Regions from separate parts of the Homo sapiens genome. Here region 2 is linked to region 1. The links are chromatin loops, found by intact Hi-C in ENCODE. Cell type or tissue: HepG2. All regions are shown on one strand. Links, peaks and the distances in the headings refer to the core of each region. The heading gives the core; the rest is flanking DNA. Region 1 overlaps LOC101929710 (a long non-coding RNA gene). Region 2 overlaps CAST (calpastatin).

Evidence for each region. Peaks named below come from ENCODE experiments on the same cell type or tissue, not always from the same donor. Only the 100,000 strongest peaks of a DNase experiment are listed, where the experiment ranks them.
Region 2: a loop joins it to region 1, with 4 times the contacts of the local background. A loop is called at or near these places in 11 of 110 quality-filtered maps.

Annotation. Positions count from the first base shown.
Region 1 is chr5:96,340,852-96,349,197 of GRCh38, reverse strand. The region is part of intron 3 of LOC101929710 (a long non-coding RNA gene); the gene reads right to left. LOC107986365 (a long non-coding RNA gene) reads right to left here. Exons shown (of 2, transcript XR_001742457.1): 2 at 4,849-5,683. It also overlaps a transcript of CAST not described here. Among named protein-coding and RNA genes, the nearest start is that of PCSK1, 88 kb to the left of the region's middle. In HepG2, for the core only: a CTCF peak has its summit at 4,262 (motif pointing left); a DNase peak (open chromatin) is centred at 4,247.
Region 2 is chr5:96,726,005-96,734,350 of GRCh38, reverse strand. It overlaps CAST (calpastatin), which reads right to left. Exons shown (of 32, transcript NM_001750.7): 5 at 7,492-7,557; 6 at 6,821-6,862; 7 at 5,142-5,198; 8 at 4,626-4,739; 9 at 3,491-3,571. Among named protein-coding and RNA genes, the nearest start is that of CAST, 68 kb to the right of the region's middle. RefSeq lists an enhancer at 1-327. In HepG2, for the core only: a CTCF peak has its summit at 4,998 (motif pointing right); no DNase peak of the experiment used is centred there.

The DNA of each region.
Region 1 (8,346 bases), core at 147-8,146:
AATTCCCTTGGATAGGGAACAGTTTATACTGATAACTAGCAAAAAAAAAAAAAAAAAATAGTGTCCTTGTTGGTTGAAAAGAAAAATGAGAGAGAGACCAGAAAAAAAAAATTATAGAATATTTTGTTGGTTTGTGTAATGTTCTATGTTTTCTCCTTCCTGACTTAATCCCTGTCCTTCCCAAACTCCCAAAATCTTCATTTTACTCTTCAGAAACCCCAGCTCTATGAAACAATTCTTCTACATTCTCAAACATGTCTTCCTTGCACTTTCTGCTCATAATTAACCCTAACTTCCCATGTGGAACACCACTTCCGTTACAGCCCTTTTGATAGAAGTGGCATATTTCCTAATTCCCCAGGTATCTCAGGGCTGGAAGTGGGTTCATGTTCCAGACAAATATTTTTCCAGCCTCTGTAAATCCTGGACCTGCTGAGTCCAGGCTTACAGTCTCTGTCTTCCTCATTGCCATTGCCATCTGCCTCCTCTGTACACCATCTGTCCTTTCTTTCAGACACTGTCCACCATCCTCAATCCTCTTACTTTCTCCAACCCATGAACTCTTAGCAAATGACCCTGTCTTCTACTGGGGGAAAATAAACCATCTGATTGGAACTATATAGCCTCAACTTCCCACCATCAAATCCCAAAACTATCATTTTCTCCACCTTTCTGTTGCAATATGGAGATTGTCCCTTACCATCAAAAGCAATTCCTTCATCTGGACTTAGAATCTTTTTCCCTAGAGTCTTCTCCTTAGGAATCAGGCACCAACAAATCTCTCTATCTCTCCCTCTCTCTCTCTCTCTCCCTCTCCCTCTCTCTCCCAGGCCTCCTTCAAACTAGCATTATTCATGTCTCTCCAAATTTAAAAACAAAACAAAGAGTAGAATAAAATATTCCCTTAATCCTATAGTCCTTTCCATCCATCATCCTATTTCTTCCCTTCCTTCTTCTGTTACCTTTCTTTACTTGGCTTTATTTACTTTCCTCCAACTCTTACTCTAAATCTGGCTCCTGGGCCCACCATGCCACTGATACTGCCCTTGACAAGGTCATCATTGACCTCCATGATACTACATCCGATGAATGCATTTGAACTTTTCAGCTTACTTAATGACTCAGCATCTGCCAATTCAATGAAATAATCCTTTACTTAAAACATTGTCTGGCATCATCTTTTGAAACTCGATTTCTGTCTTATTTGTAGGCAATACTTTCTCTATTAATCATTAACTATTGGGGTTTGGGGGTTTTGTAGGGAGGGCTCTCTCTGAACTACTGTGTTCTTCTCACTTCACCCTCTCTCCACATCATCCACCCTGATGGCTTCATAGTAGACACGGTTAGTGGCTGCACAGCTCTCTTCAAATCATCTTTACCAGTCTCTGTGCCTCTTCCCTGGTTTTAGTTCACTTTTGCTCCCAATGACCCTTCAGAGGATTTCCTGTGGGGTTTAGAACTGGTCTTATTCCATTGCTGGGATGACTCTTAGGAACTTGGTGTGGGATGATAAGGCTGACTCACATTAAATGAGGTGGAGGTACCAGAGTAGTCTTGCCAGAGTTCTAAGGAAGAGATTCAAAAGCCCAAGATGCAGGTATGCCAAAATGGTTCTGTATAATAACTGAGGACCCGCCAGTGATGAAGGAGAGAAAAAAACCAAGGTCTGATTTACAGATAGACCAGCTTGGTATGCTAGTACAAACAAAAATAGACTGCTGCTGCATGACAGAGGTCCCAGCTTTGAACAGGAGTGCACCTGGTCATCCACTTTGTGTGAAGAGAGTGGCTTGAAGGAAGGATAAGCACGGACTTCTGAGCAGTGCAGAATGGATCATTTGGAATTGAACTATTTGGATTGGAAGATTGGGAACAAAGAGATCTGGAGTAGAAACAGGTTCATGGACCCATAGGAATGGGCAAACTGTGTATCATGCATTAATGTCCATTAGGGAGTATTCACTGTAGAAGAGGCTCTACAAAACTAGATGGACAGGATGACTTGACTGGTAAATGTCAGGTAGCCCTGGCCACACCAGGGCTGGCACACTGGGCCTCCTCAAAGAATAGTCACGGATATTCAAATGGAGGCTCTGCGTGAGCCCAGTGGAAGGGTCTCCCTCCCACCAATGCTGATCTAGTTACTGCCACTGCTGAAACCCGTCTGAAAGATGCCCAGTATGCTATCTCTCAAGAAGACACCATTTAGTTGCAAATAATTCCTTTTCTACCTTGAAAAGAGAAGTGATTTGTCTTATCCAGGAATAGCATATTTTCTGGGTATAGGTTTGCCTTTCTGCCCGCAGTGCCTCAATTCACACCTACTATTCAAAGACTCACAGAGTACTTGATTTACTGACATGGAATCCTGAATAATATTGCATCAGACCAGGAAGCCAACTTATGACAGATGGGGGTCACAGAACAGGTGCGTGAGTATGGAACCCACCAATTCCCACATACTGTATAGCCCAGATATTGCTATTTTGATAGAGATTGGAACAGTTTCTTAAAGTCACAACTGAGGTGCCAGCTTACAGACGATACATTATGAGGTTTGGGTGTTGCTTTAGGATGTAGTATATACCTTCTACCAATGGTCATTATGTGGTACTGTGTATCCAGTGGTAGAATATACGAATCCAGGAGTCAAGGGGTAGAACTAGAAAGAGTCTGTTCACTTCATTCCTACTGACTCACTTGTTATTTGGGAAATTTGTGCTCCTAGAAACTGGACCTAAGACAGGCTTCAATTACAATCTCTACAGTGACAAAAGCCAAATCCATTATCTGATCCACAACTTTCTTATAAGCTCAAAATCTGAATATCTAACCACCTGCCTGATATTCAAATTAGATGCCTCACAGGTACTTGCAAGCTAATATGTCCGAAACAGCAGTCACGATCTCTGCCTTCCTGCAGAATATCATTATAAGTGAATAGTACTGCCATCTACTCAGGAGCTCAAGCCCGAAATCTGGAGTCTTCTTCAAAATTTTTTATTCCTTTATCTACCATAGCCAATCAACCATCATGTTTTAGCAATTTTATTCTTCTAAATGTCACTCATATTTTGCAATCGGAGGATGTTAGCCTACTGGCACCACCCAAATGCAAACTCCATCATTTCTCAATTGGATCATTGTGACAGCCTTTATGGTGGCAACCTCTAAAATGGTCCCCAGTGATCCCTGCCTTCTGATGTTCACACTGTTGTGTAATCCTCCCTACTTTTGCTTCCAATAAATAGAATACAGTAAACATGATGGGATGTCACTTTTACATGGGTTACAAAAACACCCTGACTTTCATCTTTCTCTCAGTCTCTCACTTTCTCACCTGTGTGGAAACAAGCTGTGTCATCTGGGTCACTCTGCCCTATGGAGATATGACAAGGAACTGAGGGAAGCCTCCAGCAACAGCCAGCAGGGAACTGAAGTCCCTAGTCCAACAGTCCCTGAGGAACTGAATCCCACCCATAGCCACATGAGCAAATGTGGATTCTCCCTCAGTTAAGCCTTCAGATGGGAGAGCAGCTCTGGCTGACATCTCAATTACAGCTTCATGAGACCCTGAGCCAGTGATACCCAGCTAAGGAACTGTACACCCAAAAAAGTGAATTTTACTGTAATAATTTTTAATTATGGGAATAATATAGTGTTTCTTAAGAGATACTGTAGCATGCATTTGCACTGAGTTAGACGTAGAAAGTGAAAGGACAGATCAAAGACAGAGCAATTATAATGGAGCCCAATGCTAAGTCGAAAGCTCAGAATAAGCTCAGAATCAAGATACAATCTCTCCAACCACAAATCTCCTGTTTCTGGTAGATTTGTATCAGTAAAATAGTGTATCATCCAACACATGTATTAAGCAAGCATAGATTAGGGACTCTTCAAAAAAGAGTAGGTTAGGTTAAGACTCTTCAAAAAAGAGTAGATTAGGTTAAGAAGCTCTTTTGGGAAGAGAAAAATTAGCGTATATCTGGAGGTCACTGAAGTTTGCTGAAACCATTGGGGCCAGTGAGACTGGTAAGACTCCTTGTTAGATATCATCTCCCATGACAATAACAGACTGATTAAATATAAAAGGGAGATCTCAAAATTCTAAACTGGAAAAGAAAGCGATGTGCAAAATACAAATTGAATTTCATTTCCATATCTACCCTCATACACATAAGCACATCAAGCCAGAGTAGAGCAGCAGAAGGGAACAAGGCAAGACTTCGACCAAATCATCTGTGTTCAAATGCTGACCCCTTGTGTCTACAAGTCATTATATCACGGTATTCTGTACTTAACCATGTGGTTTTTCAGCTCTATTTGTGTAAGCAATAATGAAAGAACCAATGCAAACAAATTTGAAATATAATTCAGCCTGGGGAATTGTACTTGGCACAGAAAATGTGTTGGCTCTGCTTCCATTCACCTCTGCCTACCTGCCATCCACCTGGTAGGTATTAGTCACTTGTTCCATTTCTCCCAAGAAGAAATACAATCATCAGATGCAAATTAAGCCAGCATATCCCCCACAAACTTAAGCAAAAATAAATGAAGACTAAAGGAAAAGTAGAGTATGTTTAATTTCTCACTAGGTCAAGGTCTGATTGTGAGAATAGTCTGATTGTGAGAATATTTACTCAGCCTGCTACCTGATTCGCATTCCTTTGAATCTGAATTCTTTTCATGGCACATGAGCCACTGCTTGCTTTCATGGTTAAGTTAATGTGTGAATTTGCTTCTCACACAATTTGATTGATGTCTTGCTTGGTCTTGGAGAGGTAATGAGATTACCACTTAAAAAATATAACCATTAGTACATGAGAAAAAAAACCATATTTGGAGAAATTGTCAAATGTTGCATTTACTCATCCATTCATTCCACACATTTGAATATATCCATGGCTATAAGAGAATAATCCTTGATTCCTTCCTCATCCCAATGCCCACTTCCCTCCTATACATACAGACTCATCACTAGAAACTATGTCACTCTTCACTATTGCTTTAGGGCTTGCGGTACTAGCCTTTGATATTGTCCCTTGGCCAGTCTTCCTACACACCCAAAATGTAGATTTGACATAAAGCTGCCAGCCTGACAAAGGCAGGACTATTAGTTCTATCAAGGTCACAAGGGTAAGTGTAAAATTACATTCAAGTAGGGGTTACGATCCAATTCCTTCAGTCATTAATTCATTCAACAATTATGTATTAAACATTGGTTTATCTAGACCCTACGATGAATAAACAAAGATGCTTGCCTTCAAGGAGCTCATCTTCCAGCTGAAGGAGACTGATGGTAAATTTAGAGTTAATTAGTGAATCATATAGTGCAGTAGAGCAGGATAAAGTAGATCAGCAGGAAGAGGTATACAATTTTAAATACAGTGTTTGATCAAATTGAAGACATCAACATTTGTAAATCACACCATTATTTTCTGGACCAGTAAGAAAAATAATGCCAATTAAATTGTGCTGCAATGCCTAAAATGGTAGTTCTGTGGCTTTGAAATGCATTTCATAAATCAGCAGGGATCTGGCAATTTCTTCTGCTTTCAGTTGCAATGCTTAGGAAGTTAAAGGCAATCCTTTGTGTGTTTCTCAGTAGCAAAATGAAACTCAGCTTCTTCTCCTTACAGGTAGCCTCCTTAGGCAAGCCCTGTAAAGCACATAGCTGTTGCTTTCAAAGGCAATGTAGAAATGAAAAAAGAAAAGCATGTTAATATTAACATCATTATTTTCAAACTAAACTCCTCTCAACCCCCTAAAAAGGTAGCAAGCACCTTAATTTCAGAAAATAGAACAGAACTTTAAACTGAAAACATTTAACATCATTTTATTAAAAAATCAATAAGTTGTCCTACTTTCTCATTTTCCTATCTTTGGTTAAAGAATTTATTTTGGCTAGGTGCCAGTATTGTGAGATCCATTTGGAAAATTGCAATCTACAGCTGAGGTCTTTAAATTTTTATCTTGTGTACCCCCTAAAAGAATTTTTAAAATCTGTAAATGTGTTTTTTTTTAGTGAGGTTAAAGATTTTCATCATCATTTTAACAATTGCAAACTATGTATGAGTGCATTGTACATGTTGCTATTTTAAAATAAAACTGTTAATAGCTCTTTTTAAAAATATGAAATTGTGATCATTCTTCTAGAAACAAAATATTTCCTTCAATACCAAATGTAAGCTTCATTGCCCTATTCCCACACCTTTCTTCATACACAATAACTTTTTGTCTCAATGCTCAATTACAGTATCATAATTTTAAAGACATTTTAAATGGCAATGGAATCAACTTATGCGGTACCAAAAATGCACATAACTCAGTGAAGCAATGATACTATGAACAAGTACAACAGGATTCCCGTAGGCTCAGGGCGTTTGTGGCATGATTGTGAAACACATCCCATTTTCAGAGATGTGCAAATGTGGGAAATAAAGAATTGAGGAGATATGGCTGGGTGATCTCAATGAGAAGGAGTCATACGGCTAGCTATGAGGGAAGAACCAATCTATGCTAGCTTGCAAGAAAAAGAGAATTCAATTCAATCTTATGTATGGGACTAGCTGCCTTTCCATTTTATAATTAGGGTCTGTCCTTTGACAAGTCTCCAAATAGACCTGAAATATGGACCTGGCTTAAAGGCAGGTAGGCAGAAGCCAGGCAGCAATGCGTCTTCTAAGGACAGTGGTTCTCCAAGAGTGGCTTCCAGATCAGCAGCCCCAGCCTCACCTGAGCACTTGTTCAAAATGTAAATTCTCAGGCCCCAATCCAGCCCCGCTGCATTGGAAAATATGGGGGTGGGCCCAGCACTCTGTTTTAACAATCCCCAGCTGGTTTCCATATGTGCTAAAAGTTGGGGAACCACTGCCTCAAAAACACCCCCAACCAACAATGAAAAAGCAGATGAGTTAAGTTTTTCTGTTTATTTCCTTTTTATTATCCTATTTGTCTATGAAGTCATATTTAAACTTCCAGGCTCTTCCCATGTGTCCTCAGAGGAATTAAGGAAGGAGGCCTGTGTTTGCTTGAGCCAGAATGTCCAGGAGGGCACACCTGGAGGGCATCATGGTGGTGGTGGCGGCAGCCACTCTATATTAGTGAGAATTAGTGAGGAAGAAGAATCTTGGGGAATACAGCCTTGGATTCAGTTTGGTCTCACATTGAGGACTGTACATTACCACCATCACTTGTTAAACTTAGGGGATTTGAGTTGATTTTATCAAGGAATTTTTTTCTAAGGTAAAGGTAATTTTTGGTTGGGAGAAGCTATTAAATCCACGAAATCATATTGTGAGAAAGTTCTTTTCAACTTCCCTGTACTCATCATACTGTCTAGAGAAAGTCTCCATTTAGTGTATTCAACATATCTTTAACACTTAACATAAGGAGAAAAAGATTTAGGCTCAGTGCCGTGGTAGGTTCATGTTCCTAGCTAGAATTCAATAATATTTTATTGTTTTTACCATTACTTCTCTTCCTGGATATCATTTATTATGACAGAGGATACTGGTTTTCCACTTGAAGTCATTATCTGAAAGTTTAATCTAAAGAAAGTTTATTTAAGTAAAACAAGCACCATTTGAAAGAAAAACACCCAGAAAGGGATAATAGAGGTGGTTTAAGGATACAGTATGTAAATGGGAACCACTATATTAAGAAGACTGTGGGTTGTTATCCTGGCACTTACACTAATGAGACTTCAAATTCAAAAAGAAAATTGTTATTTCGAATTTGACCTTCAGGCTGGCTTTCAGGTTTCAAACATAGTATCTTGAGCCTTAGTGAGTTATACACTGATTTGTAAAAAACAAAACAACAAACCAAAACCAAGCAGGGTGGAGGGGTGGGGTGGAGGGTGGGGGGATGGGAGTGGGCAGGAATGAAAGGAGATTGTGATCAAGATTTCTAGAGTAACATTTTTTAAGATGAAAACTTGAATTAAATGTATGGTAAGTGATACTTTCTAATGACAAGGGGACAAATAAGAAGACACAACTCTCCATTACTAAGAGCAATTAAAGTGCAAATAATTCCTTCTGAGAATCATGATTATTTACATGCTGGATACAAATTATCCTTCTGCATAGAATCTCACAGGCATTTGGATTTAAGAAAATCTAGTTTTATTAGTCCTAGGATCAGGATTTCTCTACTGAACTATTTCTGTTAACTGTTTTTCTAACTTCATATGCATCTGAAGTATACTCACTGAAGCTTCCTTAGACAAACATAGCAATGGTAGATTTTGACTATGAATTACAGACTATTTCATGTCCATTATCATTCATTTAGTAACGAGCATCATAAGTTCAGTATATAGACTTACAGCTGTAATGT
Region 2 (8,346 bases), core at 285-8,284, 390 kb before region 1:
AGCTCGGATTCAATTGCATCACCCCATCTGTTCTCTCAGGTTCTCAAAGGCTACCCGCTGTCAGCTGAATCACCACATGTACAAATTCACCTTAGGGTTCTCCACAGCAGTGCTCAACCTGTCTTTCTGGTCTTACAGCCCCACCATTCACTTCCTCTGTGCTTCACCCACGTTGGAATGTACTTTGTGCCCAGAACACATCTTACACTTTTCAACACCTGCAATCCCAGCTATCCTTCCATGCCTAACTGAACTTGGATCTACTCTTCCAAAGCTCTTGTGGATTCCCTGAATTAGATAGAATCCCTTCATTCCTCACCAAATAACACCTTGTGGGGGCCTTTCTTCATCTGATTGAAATACAGCCCCAGGTACATTGTCTTTTCCCCACCCCCTAGACAGGCCAGCCTATAGCTAGTGCATCCTGCAGAACCAACCATGGTACCTTATTTAGTTTTTTATTTTATTTTTTTGAGACAGTGTTTCACTCTTGTTGCCCAGGCTGGAGTGCAACGGTGCGATCTTGGCTCACCGCAACCTCTGCCTCCCGGGTTCAAGCAATTCTCCTGCCTCAGCCTCTTGAGTAGCTGGGATTACAGGCCTGTGCCACCATGCCCAGCTAATTTTTTATTTTTAGTAGAGACGGGGTTTCTCCATGTTGGTCAGGCTGGTCTTGAGCTCCTGACCTCAGGTGATCTGCCTGCCTTATGGTACTTTAAACATGCTATGTACTAAAATAAGAAGGCAAGTCATTAAATCCTATTTAATGGGAGAAGAATCAGAGGCAACGTAAAGTAAAATGACTTGCTGCAAGTTCCAGCACAAGTCAATGCACGGCAGACTTCCACATAAGCCTCTCCTAATTTTATTGTTTAGTTTTCACTTATAACACTGGTTAATTTACATTTAGCTCAAAACTGTAAATTTTGATTACATTTAAAAATCTATTTTAGCGGGCCTAATCCTCTGCCTTAAATCTATCCATTTCCAAACTGAAAACATTGATTACATTTAAAAATCTATTTTAACGTATCTAATCTTCTGCCTTAAATGTATCCATTTTCAAACCATTTCATGTAAGCATTCCTCATTGGTGCAAGAGAGTGCTGTGTCTTCCTGGAGTGAGGCTATGAGTCTCAAGGTAGTATACAAGTGATCTATTGCAAGAAAAAACAATTTTAAGTTTGATATTTTCATTTAAAAGTTTTTGTAAATGTTGCCTTTGCTCCATAGGAGACCTGTATTAATTTGGATAAAATAATGTGCCTTTTCTCCCAAAATCCCAGAAGGAAAAAAATGATGTTTCAGGGAGATGTGCCATACTTTTACCCTAAAACTCATTTTCCCTATGACCTTCTTTACCATTTAGCTGTAGCAGGATATCTGTCCCATTTACAGAAGCAAAAGTATAGATAAATCTATATTACTTTTACATTTTTCATTCCCATCTTCTCATTGTTCCTTCACTTGCTTACTTGTGGCTTCAAATTGATTACATGCTCTCCAAACTGATTACTAATTCTATATTGCTTTTAGGTCTAACGTTTAAGTCTTTAATCCATCTTGAATTGATTTTTGTATAAGGTGTAAGGAAGGGATCCAGTTTCAGCTTTCTACATATGGCTAGCCAGTTTTCCCAGCACCATTTATTAAATAGGGAATCCTTTCCCCATTGCTTGTTTTTCTCAGGTTTGTCAAAGATCAGACGTTAGACCTAAAACCATAAAAACCCTAGAAGAAAACCTAGGCATTACCATTCAGGACATAGGCATGGGCAAGGACTTCATGTCCAAAACACCAAAAGCAATGGCAACAAAAGCCAAAATTGACAAATGGGATCTAATTAAACTAAAGAGCTTCTGCACAGCAAAAGAAACTACCATCAGAGTGAACAGGCAACCTACAAAATGGGAGAAAATTTTCGCAACCTACTCATCTGACAAAGGGCTAATATCCAGAATCTACAATGAACTCAAACAAATTTACAAGAAAAAAACAAACAACCCCATCAAAAAGTGGGCGAAGGACATGAACAGACACTTCTCAAAAGAAGACATTTATGCAGCCAAAAGACACATGAAAAAATGCTCATCATCACTGGCCATCAGAGAAATGCAAATCAAAACCACAATGAGATACCATCTCACACCAGTTAGAATGGCAATCATTCAAAAGTCAGGAAACAACAGGTGCTGGAGAGGATGTGGAGAAATAGGAACACTTTTACACTGTTGGTGGGACTGTAAACTAGTTCAACCCTTGTGGAAGTCAGTGTGGCGATTCCTCAGGGATCTAGAACTAGAAATACCATTTGACCTAGCCATCCCATTACTGGGTATATACCAAAAGGACTATAAATCATGCTGCTATAAAGACACATGCACAAGTATGTTTACTGCGGCATTATTCACAATAGCAAAGACTTCGAACCAACCCAAATGTCCAACAATGACAGAGTGGATTAAGAAAATGTGGCACATATACACCATGGAATACTATGCAGCCATAAAAAATGATGAGTTCATGTCCTTTGTAGGGACATGGATGAAATTGGAAATCATCATTCTCAGTAAACTATCGCAAGAACGAAAAACCAAACACCGCATATTCTCACTCATACGTGGGAATTGAACAATGAGATCACATGGACACAGGAAGGGGAATATCACACTCGGGGGACTGTGGAGGGGTGGGGAGAGGGGGGAGGGATAGCATTGGGAGATATACCTAATGCTAGATGACGAGTTAGTGGGTGCAGCGCACCAGCATGGCACATGTATACATATGTAACTAACCTGCACAATGTGCACATGTACCCTAAAACTTAAAGTATAATGAAAATAAATAAATAAATAAATGCAAAAAAAAAAAAAAAAACCTTAAAGGATAAGGTAAAAAAAAAAATTCTATATTGCTATGGGTAGAAAAGGTAGATAACTTCTCATCTTATATTCCTGGGCAAGTATTGGAAGCAGCTCTTCAAAAAATCTAAGGAAGTTATGCCCACAATCACCCAGCTCAACACATCTACTTCATCCTGAGAGGACTTGAAATATTTCCTTTGAAAACTTCTCATATCCATTCATGTTGATGTCATAGTTGTGATACACTAGTATCAAGACAGCTGGCATCAGCATTGAAAGCTGAAAAAGCCGATTCAAATGCTCCTGGAAATTGTATTTGCTTTATTTCATATCTATACATTTGGAAGGGAGAGTCTGAGTCAACTCACATTTTAATGTCCTTGGTATTGATATCAGTACGTTATATATGGCATGTACTCAGTAAGCAGTTATTGAATATATAAATTTACAAATTATTTTTGGTATCTTGTTCACTCTCTATCCCTTAAATGCATGCTCTTCACAAAATTTTACATATAAGCAGTGTTCAGTTTTGCCAGATGATAGGTTATTTGAGCATACGTTTCTCATAAAAGAAACTTGAGAAGCACAGAGGCCCACGTTTCCGTCTGCTTGTGTGTGCTCACCTTGTCACCCGGCTTGCCAGATATTGCAGTGATACCAGCAACACTCTCTCCACCAGCAGAAATCATGTCTTGTGGTTTAGTCTAAGACAGTGAGGATAAAAGGTTGACAGAGCTAAGTATCTCTGCATGGCTATTATCAAGATCATGAGTTTCAAATGTCACTAACATCTGCCAGTTCACCCTCACGGACACCATAAGGGAATGTTTGCTCACTTCTATTGTACATGGTGCAGTGCTAAGCACCACATAAAGCTGGACTCAAGAGCCTAAAACGTTCACGCAGGTAACTTGCGTAGGTCAATCAGGCTAGGTAAGGATTGTGGTAAACTGGAGCACACATACCAGGTGTAATGGCTCTAGTCAATTGTTGCCACGTGAGCTCACTCTTACTAGATAGTCTGATTTTTCAAGAGAAGTTACAATTTGGGATGTTATGTGAAATGCCCTGACTTTGATTGCTGGCAATTAATTAAAAATAATTTTTTAACAACATTGTAAGCCAAACAAAATATACATGTGGCATTTAAGTGGTAGATCACAAATCTGTGATCTCTGATATAAAATATACTGTGAAGCAGACCTCGTTATTATCTTCCAAGTGCTCTCAATGAAAAAGTATTTCTTGTAGATGTTAATTCTTCTAAAAGGTGGCTGCTATTAACTACAGAAGTATGGAAGCAATTTCTAATTTTTGGCTCTGTAAGTTCAGCTCTTCTACAACACGACCCTAAAAATGCTTTAGGATTTCCATTTAAAGAACCAGATAATTCAGGGCACATATGTTCCCCAGCCCAGGTGTGGGGGGTCCAGGAGGCAGCCTCAATCCAAAGCTGCCTGTCTGGGAGACAGCAGAGCCTGCTGCCCTGCAGTCACAGCTGGTTATTGCTGGGCAGTAGGAGAAGGACGGACAGCGCATCCCCTAGACCAATCTGATGCCCTTCTCAAGCCATCCATGCATCCAAGTTCCTACAAGTCTATTTGAAAAACCAACAAAATAATAATACCAAATCACTATAATACAAAATATATTCAGCACAGCCCCATAGATTGAACTACACACCTCAGTGTGAACAGGGGAACCGTATCTTATTATCCAGTTGATGTTAAGGTTTTCCTATCAATCTGCTTCATTTACCTTTGGTTCTGTTGATTTCTCTGATGGCTGCTGTTCAGCTGATCTGGAAACTGCTTTTTTATTGTGAGCATCGTTACTTCCTGTATCTGATGCCTGCTTGGGTAGGCTTTTTGGCTGAAAGTACACACACAGGTGCCCACACACATATAAAGACATTGTTAACAAGATGGTAGTCTTAAACATAATACTGATACTTTTCTCTATAGAATAAAAATTGTTCATAACAGTTGTGCTGTCTGTGGTTCTAAATTATGTAAATTTCAATTAGTGTGATGTACATGTGACAATTTCACTTTAGGTACAAAATTTGAAATAGTGCAAATCCTTCCCCCAAAATTCAGCAAGAATCACATAAATTGTAAACACTGCTATTGCCACAGGATGGCACCATTTTAGCTGAAAAAACTAATATCCAACTATCCATTGTAGGGATTAGTTTTGAATTAATGAAAGATTTTAATTATATCCCACCAAAAGAGGTTGCCTTATAATTAAGTCCTGATGATAATCATTTACCTCTGTGTGTTCTTTTGGCTTTCCTTCTTGGGATTTTTTCTCATGAACCACAGACAGCTGTCAATTTCAAAAGATTAAACTTGATTACACTGGAATCCAACTTGTAATACTTTCAAACAAGAACAAGAACAAAATTCCAACTAAAACATTCTGCCTTTTTCAGGAAAAGCCCGCTTAGGCCCACTCAGGCCCACTCTTTAGGATCACAGAAGTAGACATGTGGTATCAGGTCAATAGTAACCCTGTCAGCAGTCTCTGAGAATGGTGATTATCAGAATAATGAAAAATTCAGTATTTCATCTGAATAATATTTTCAAATACACGTATGTCTCTAAATTACTGGTTGTTTTTCACAAATGTACACAGATAACACATGAGCCATGTGACTACTGAGTTTGTTGACAGCTAATCCCACTCTAGAAAATATATTTTAGGCCAGGCGCGGTGGCTCACGCCTGTAATCCCAGCACTTTGGGAGGCCGAGGCGGGCGTATCACAAGGTCAGGAGATCAAGACCATCCTGGCTAACACAGTGAAACCCCGTCTCTACTAAAAATACAAAAAAATGAGCCAGGCTTGGTGGCGGGTGCCTGTAGTCCCAGCTACTCGGGAGGCGGAGGAAGGAGAATGGCGTGAACCCGGGAGGCGGAGCTTGCAGTGAGCCAAGATGGCGCCACTGCACTCCAGCCTGGGCGACAGAGCGAGACTCCGTCTCAAAAGCAAAAAAAAAAAAAAACTCCTTTCATAGGATTTACAGAGTTTTGTTTCTTTGTTAGTAGAGAAGATCTTACCACCAGAAACCCAATTTTCTTGCGATTCAGTAGATAAAAGTATTTAAAGTGGAATAGAAGACAACTTCCACTTAGCTGCTGAATTCTTCACTCGGAGTACCCTATGTTCTACCATCCCCAGGGGCCACCAGGAGGCCTTCCACAAAATCAGACAAGCCTCACCTTTCACCCTCACCTGTGCCTGAAGTACCTGGGCTCAAATATCTGTGCTTTTCCACAGGAAACCTTGTGGTCTTGTCTTAGTACTTGCTTTAAGTGCTTGACAAAATAAAATGCAGCACCTTATTGAAGAGAAACATTTGTGCTGCCGTACACAACCTGGGGTTCACCTCCATGCAGAGGCAGAATGGCATTCATTCTGGACAGTCATGGGTCAGGAAAGTAACAGAAGCTAGCCTCCTGTGTAACTGTTAACTAGCTCCACCAACTGAGGTAAGACTGTCACGATAAACCCAGCCAGCCTCTTAGGAAAGATTCTCATCCCTAAGCCATCTAGGTGCTGAGTTCAGCAGACACCTTATTCTTGATGTCTCATTGGAATTGGAATTGGATATTCATTACTACTCTTTGCCTTTTTTCTTCTGTTCCTCTTGCTTTTTTCTTTTTTAAAGCAATCACTATACATATAACAAAAAACTAGATTTGAACAAAATGCTTCTGAAATAGTTTTCATTTATAAAATATTATATATTCTTTTTAACAATATACGGACTTAATGTTATATTTTATATATTCTACATGTACACAGCCATTCAAAAGGGTCTAAAAATTAATTAAATTAGCCAGCAACCCCCTTTACCATTCACAGCTGTGCCAAGGCAGGAAGTTGATTATTCATTATTATTAAAAAGAATCCAAATAACTAACTAACAGACTTAAACTATTTACCTTGGTTGACTGTGACTTCTTCTCAGGTTCTGTTTTTACAGCCTAAGTTCAGAAAAAAAGAAAGAAAAAAAGGAAGGAAGAAAAGAAAGATAGACATAGTTTACAAAGACTATCACAGATTTTCTTCAACTGAGGAAACTCAAAAGAGATGATTTTTAATGTAATTATAAACATTATCAGTTAAGTTTGTTACACTTTGCTTGAAATTGCAACTCTTTAGATAAACAATTAGGTATACTAGTTAATATTCTGCTTTACTATTCAGGGAGCAATTTATATCTCCTTGCTAGGTATATCAAAGATATGTAAAGATTTATTACTATTTACATGGTAACACATAAATGGGCAACAGAAAATAAAAACCTTCATCACAAAGCCAAGGGCACTGTGTTTCCATGCCACTAACACGGTGTTTTTATCAGTGAAATATTCATCACGGGTTTTGGCTGACAGTGTAAAACAATGGGATGGTGACAGAATTGAGGGCACAGAAAGCAGTGAAAATTACTTTTAGTGCCAGAATGTGGCTGATGGGCAGCTAAGCCTACAGAAAGTCCATGATGGGATCTCAGTGTTAACAGAAGACTGTGAATTGCAGTTATTAGCACATGCTGAGCGGGTGATGTAACCGTTAGTAAACAGAGATGCCCTAGTACAATGAACAACATCACCTGTTTTTTGTGTTTTTTCTTGTTAGGAAGATGTGGTCCTTCCATCTGTTGGCTGACTGGAATGGCCTAATATAAGAGCACAGCCCCAGGTATAATTTTATTTTATCTGTCAGTCAAATAAGTAACATGTACAAAAAGGGTTAAAATGATTATATCAATTCTATTCATCTATTGCATCTACTCGATGCATATGTGTATAACTCCAAGAAGCTGTAGGCACTTACATTCTAAGGTCCTAAGCAGATATTTCAGTTTGTGTTTACATTTTTTCAGTGAAGGTTTTTTTCAGCGAAGGTTTCCATTAATAAAATTAATTTCTCATTCCTTTCCTTTCCCTGTGTAAAGACTACATGAATATCATTTTTTCCTATGTATCCAATGTTTAGTTATGATCAAATAGTCACAGATGTAACGGAAAGTTTTATGAAATTCTGTCAACATAATCCCCCCAAAATTGTAAATATTTAGTGCATGGATTTTTACTGGGCACATCACAGTCCTGTATGCAGAGATCGAATTTAAAGTTCTAGAAATGCTTCTACAGAACTGGTTGTAACTTAGCATCTTTAGTATGATATTTTACAGTTTTATCCAACTAAACATTACTTGTGCAAAAACAAGTAAGTACATGCATGCATTCTCAATATAGGCAAGATATACAATCATGAATAAAACTTGATTAAACATTTCATGAACTTTTCAGTCAGAGATTACAAACTAGGGTCCGATGCTTCCTGCTGTTTCTTTCCTTTTTATCTGCTTGGTAGTATCAGCACAAACTAGTGGTTTTTATTTATTTATTTTTATTTGAAGAGGCTAAAGTCAATTATCCTCTTAATTTATCATGTCTTCTAC